Linked DNA regions of Homo sapiens: region 1 is linked to region 2. Evidence: read pairs that join two places in POLR2A ChIA-PET (ENCODE). Cell type or tissue: PC-9. All regions are shown on one strand. Each heading gives the region's core, and the rest is flanking DNA. Links, peaks and the distances in the headings are about the cores only. Region 1 overlaps GIGYF2 (GRB10 interacting GYF protein 2). Region 2 overlaps LOC105373929 (a long non-coding RNA gene).

Region 1 (2,922 bases), core at 255-2,754, 190 kb after region 2:
CTCATTTGTGAAAGAGGGGGTTGGAGGTGTTGTGGAGAATGAAGTAGCCTGAATTTACAAGAATACTAGTTCCAAACCATTCTACATGAATATTGGTTCAAGCCATTTTGAACAATACTTGTTCAGAAATTTCTATAAAGGAGCTTAAATTTTGTTACTAAGTGATTATTTACACAAAATAATTTCTTTTTTTTTGTTTGTTTACTAAGTCAGATCTAGGTGTTTTTTTGTTTGTTTGTTTGAGATGGAGTTTAGCTCTTGTTGTCCAGGCTGGAGTGCAATGGTGCGATCTTGGCTCACCGCAACCTCTGCCACCCGCTTCAAGTGATTCTCCTGCCTCAGCCTCCCGAGTAGCTGGGATTGCAGGCATGCGCCACCATGCCCAGCTAATTTTTTTTGTATTTTAGTAGAGACGGGGTTTCTCCATGTTGGTTAGGCTGGTCTCGAACTTCTGACCTCAGGTGATCCGCCCGCCTCGGCCTCCCAAAGTGCAGGGATTACAGGCGTGAGCCACCACGCCCAGCCTCAGATCTAGTTTTTTACTTGTAGTATCAATAAAATTTACTTACGTACCAGTAACAATTACATACAAGGATCAAAAATTTAGCTCCCTGAAATTCAGCATCCCTGAAATTAAATGGATAGGATTTTCTCATAACATGATCACATTTTTAAAAAGCCTGTTTAGGGCAACAGTTGGAAATAAGTGATGAAGAAACTGAATAAATTATACAGAAGTGCCCTTCTACATAATTTACTAAGAGGTCAAGGCAGAAGGATCACTTGAGGCCAGAAGTTCAAGACCAACCTAAACAACATAGCAAGACCCCCATCTCTGCAAAAATTAAATAAAATGAAATTTTAAATTTAGCTGAGTGTGGTGGCATGTGCCTGAGGTTCTAGCTACTTACACGAAATAATTTCTTTTTTTTTTTTTTTTTTTTTGAGACGGAGTCTTGCTCTGTCACCCAGGCTGGAGAGCAGTGGCGTGATCTGGGCTCACTGCAAGCTCCACCTCCCAGGTTCATGCCATTCTCCTGCCTCAGCCTCCTGAGTAGCTTGGGACTACAGGCGCCCGCCACCGCGCCCGGCTAATTTTTTCTATTTTTAGTAGAGATGGGGTTTCATCGTGTTAGCTTGATCTGACCTCGTGATCTGCCCGCCTTAGCCTCCCAAAGTGCTGGGATTACAGGTGTGAGCCACCGCGCCTGGCCACAAAATAATTTATAAAAGCTGCAATATGGTTTTTGATATATCAGATATTACATAATAACTACAATAGATTTAGATTATGACTTCTCTGGTAAACCAAGTGATATAGTTTGGATGTTTGTCCCCTCCAGATCACATGTTGAAATGTGATCGCCAGTGTTGGAGGTGGGGCCTGGTGGGAGGTGTTTGGGTCATGAGGGTGGATCCCTCATCCCCTCCCCACTGTAATGAGTTCAAGAGTCTGGGATCTCTGTCATCTTTCTTGCTCCCTCTCTCACCATGTGACATACTTGCTCTCACTTCACCTTCCACAATGAGTAACAGCTTCCTGAGGTCTCACTGGAAGCCAGACAGATGCTGGTGCCATGCTTGTATAGTCTGCAGAACCACGAGCCAAATAAACAACTTCTTCTTCTTTTTTTTTTTTTAATAAATTACCCAGCCTCAGGTATTCCTTTATAGCCATGCAAAATGGACTAATAAACCAAGGAAAGCCAGAATATAGTTCTGACATTCCAGACACGTCCTGCAGGTAAGAGCAAGGTCATAGATAATAAAACCCTTGCTTGGTGGTTCAAAACAGCAAACATTTATTATCTCAGTTTCTGTGGGTTGGGAATCTAGAAGCAGCTTAGCCTAGCTGGGTGGTTCTGGCCCAGGGTTCTTGTAAGGCTGCACTCAAGGTGTCAGCCCATGCTGCAGTCTCTCAAAGCTCAACTGGGGTTTGATCCACTTCCAGACTCACTCATGTTTCTGGTGGTAAGTCTCAGTTCTTTGCCATGCAAGCTTCTCCACGAGGTCTGTGTCACTACATGGCAACTAGTGTCCTTCAGAGAAAGTGTCCAAGATGGAAACTACAGTCTTCTTTAATATTTTAAGTGGCATCTCATCACTTCAGCTGCATTCTGTTAGTCCAGCTTATAATTGGGGGTAGAGGATTCCACAGAGATCAGCAGTCAGGGATTGTTGGTGAGCTCTTAGAGGCTGTCCACCACAATAAGAAAGCAGCAGATCATGTCTTCCATTCTCCCAAGATATTTTATCTTTCAGTAGAATGATACCTAGTAGCAGACTAACAACCATATGGACAAGCAGGATGCTGAATCTCAATATATGTAAGATGGAATATAACAGAATGACCAGAAATTAGAATTTCATTTTCATATGCTGTTGTTCAATTATTTTTTCACTTTTAGTATGGATTAATTAAAAGGATTGAGTTTGTCATTATGAGAACTTGAACTTTTATTGTTATAAACTGAGGACATCAATGTATGTTATTCTGGATTTTCAACTATTTTGATGTGAGATTTTATAAATGTTATGAGTTATATATGTTAGCACATGTGGAATGGTGACTGAAGAATTTGTTTGCACAATTTAGAATGATCTTGTCCTTTTAAAATACCAGTTTAGTTTACTTGGTATACCAGGCTCTCTTTTGACATTAATGTAACTTTTGAGACATTAGGTTAGACATAGCTTAGCTTTAAATTCTGTCCAAAAGCAATTTATGGTATGCCTGTATTGTATTAGGTGCTAGAGTAAATGAGGTTATACTACTTTTCAATTTTTTTTTTTGAGACGGAGTCTTGCTCTGTCACCCAGGCTGGAGTACAGTGTCGCGATCTCTGCTTACCGCGACCTCCGCCTCCTGGGTTCAAGCCATTCTCCTGCCTCAGCCTCCTGAGTAGCTGGGATTACAGGCAC
Region 2 (2,922 bases), core at 124-2,623:
TGATGGTTAATTTCATGTGTTAACTTGACTGGGCCAAGGAATGACCACATAGCTGGTAAAACACGATTTCTGGGTGTGTCTGTGAGGATGTTTCTGGAGAAGATGAAGATCGGAGTTGATAGACTAAGTGAAGATTCACCCTCACCAGTGTAGGTGGGCATCATCCATCCATTAAGAGCTGAACAGAACAAAAAGGCAGAGTAGGGGCAAACTTGCTTTGTCTTCTTGAGCTGGGATATCCATCTTCTCCTGCCCTCCAACACTGGAGCTCCTGGTTCTCGATCCTGGTTCTCAGGCTTTAAGACTCAGACTGCATTTCCCAGGCCCTCCAGCTTGCAGGCGGCAGATGGTGGGACTTCTCAGCCTCCGTAATCACCTGAGCCAATTCCCATAATAAATCTCCTCATATATATACATATATGCTGGGTCAAAGAGTACATGATATTTGATTTGATAAATATTGCCAAATTGCTCCCCAGGTTACGCTCTCACCAGCAATGCATGTGTTTTATCTCAGCTCCACAAAGAGAATATATTATAAAATTTAGATTTGTGCTAATCCGATAGGTAAAAAATGATATTTCAATGTCATTCTTTTTATGAGTGAAATTGAGTTTCTTTTCATATATTTAAGGACAATTTGTGTTGGGTTTTCTGTTCGTAACTTGACAATTTTTCTATTGAGTTGGTGGTCTTTTTCTTATTGACTAACGGGAGTATTTTATATATTAAGGAGATTATCCCTTTGTTTGTAATATGAGCTTGACCAGAGCAGGAACCAACACAATCAAATGAGGAGTCCCGGATGGCTTACCCAATGTTATAGGATGAGGCCTTTACCGTGCTGGTGGCTGAGGGTGGGCGAGAGAGTCAAAGATGAGTTGTATCTGAACAGGAAAACCTGTTGTTCTGCAGGCAAGCTTGGCTCTAAAGTGGCTGCCTATATAAGTTATTTTGGAGCCTCCAGGATATAAGCAGCCCAGGTACCAAGAAGGTGATGCAAGCATTTTGCCTCTCCTCCTAGTGGGAGGAGTTCCAGCTGCCTCCTGCTGGTGGGGACTGATGACCTGTCCAGCTCCACTGTCTCTTGTCCCTCTGGACTGGGTGAATGAGGATTCTGGCCATGAATTGCTGATTTGCTTAGTTCTGTCCTCCGTCTAATGAGCATTATCTTCTATGGACAGTCCTTTGCTCTGGTCTGCTGGGGTGTCAGGTGATTTTATTTGCTCTCCTTGAAATCACTGACCAGCAGCACTGCAAGTGTTCTTTCCAAGCTTGTCTTGTTTTGCCCAACATGTTTTTGCATCCAAAGTCTTGTTGCTATGTATCTGAATGAATCAGTCTTTCTTTTTATGGCTTCTGGAGACTGACTCATACTTGAAAGCCCTTTCCTGTAAAACCTGGATCTATTTATAGAGAAGACTAAAGGTTTGAAAGAGCCATAGGGCAGGGGGTGGGGAGATGGAAACCCACTACACCTGCACACAAGGATGCTCGGGGAGTGCCGAGGGCATGGATTGGTGGCTCAAACCAGGAAGGAACTAATCCAGTCTGGATCCCCAGGTTCAGGAATTGGCAGAGCTGGTGGGCTGGAGACAGAGGGCACAAGCTGGAGAAGGCCCCAGTCACGGTACCTGAAGTGATTGGCCAAGGGGCCTCAGCAGGTGAGGGAGGTTATGGCAGTGTAACAGGGAGGGTTAGGGGTTCTGGGGGCCCTAGTGAGGCAAACAGCAGGTAGCATAAGAGTCAGAGAAGAAGATGACTAGAAGGAAAGTGATTCCAGAAAAAGCAACTTCAGGTGATGGCAAAGGCCAGAGGACAAGCACGGGAGAGGATGGCTGGTAGGCCGGATGCTTTAGGCCAAGGAACCACGAAGGCAGGGAGGTATGGGTCCGGGATGTCTCCCAGGATGATGATGTGTTGAAGCTCAAAGGAAGACCAAAGCCAGGGTTAAAGCCCGCCATCACCATCGCTTAGCTCAGCACAGCTTAGTCCCGATGGTGCCTTATAATCGGCAGGGTCTGGACCCGGCACTCATGATTCCAGTGTCAGCTGCAGTTATAAATTGCTGTCCTAACTTATGTCCCTGTTAAGCTTTCCACTGAAGTAAGGAGCATGAATTAAATGCAAGAGACCCTGTCATTTCATCTTAGGCCTAACCACATGGACTTCCTAGCCTTTTCCTGGTGCCTCAACAATCACAGGGCAGCCCAGTGCAGGTGCAGGTGCTAACAGCCCAGACCCGATTTCCTAGTCCCGGCTCTGTTTCTGCTTAGTTGACATCACTTGCAGCCTCAGGGCGGATCCAGGATGAGCTTGGGCGCAGAAGGGTCATTCTGGCAGCACATCAGCTCATCTTGATGAGTCCAGTGTCAAGCAGCAAAATGCCTGCCAGGTCAAGGGTACGTGGAGATGAAAGACTCTGAAGTCATCAGGGATAATTGCCGTTTACTGTAGCCTCCCAGCAACCTACAACATTAACTACCACCATCACAGCCTTCAAAACTGCATGAGACTAGAATGAACCATGTAATGCTGGATTAGAGTAGAACGTAGCCTACAATCATGTTTAATAGACACACACACACAGATAGATACAGACATATAGATATGTGGGTATATGGGGGTTAATATAGGTAGACATATTCCCTAGATTTGTCCTCTGAGACAGACTAGAGGCAGTGACACCCAGTAGCAATGAGTACACCTTACACCCAGATCTTGAGACGGGGTCTCTCTCGCTGTCGCCCAGGCTGGAGTGCAGTGGCGTGATTTTGGCTCACTGCAACCTCTGCTTCCTGGACTCAAGTGATTCTCCTGCCGCAGCCTCCCAAGTAGCTGAAACTACAAGCACATGCCACCATGCCTGGCTGATTTTTGTATTTTTTGTAGAGATGGCATTTTGCCATGTTACCCAGGCTG

Evidence for each region. Peaks named below come from ENCODE experiments on the same cell type or tissue, not always from the same donor. Only the 100,000 strongest peaks of a DNase experiment are listed, where the experiment ranks them.
Region 1: POLR2A ChIA-PET joins it to region 2 with 11 read pairs; 4 of 35 experiments call an interaction of 5 or more read pairs at or near these places.

The regions. Positions count from the first base shown.
Region 1 is chr2:232,783,463-232,786,384 of GRCh38, forward strand. All of the region lies in intron 8 of GIGYF2 (GRB10 interacting GYF protein 2), which reads left to right. Among named protein-coding and RNA genes, the nearest start is that of KCNJ13, 8.4 kb to the left of the region's middle. In PC-9, for the core only: no CTCF peak of the experiment used is centred there; no DNase peak of the experiment used is centred there.
Region 2 is chr2:232,591,827-232,594,748 of GRCh38, forward strand. All of the region lies in intron 3 of LOC105373929 (a long non-coding RNA gene), which reads right to left. Among named protein-coding and RNA genes, the nearest start is that of EFHD1, 40 kb to the right of the region's middle. In PC-9, for the core only: a CTCF peak has its summit at 1,051 (motif pointing left); a DNase peak (open chromatin) is centred at 1,355; H3K4me3 peaks cover 339 bases; H3K27ac peaks cover 2,175 bases.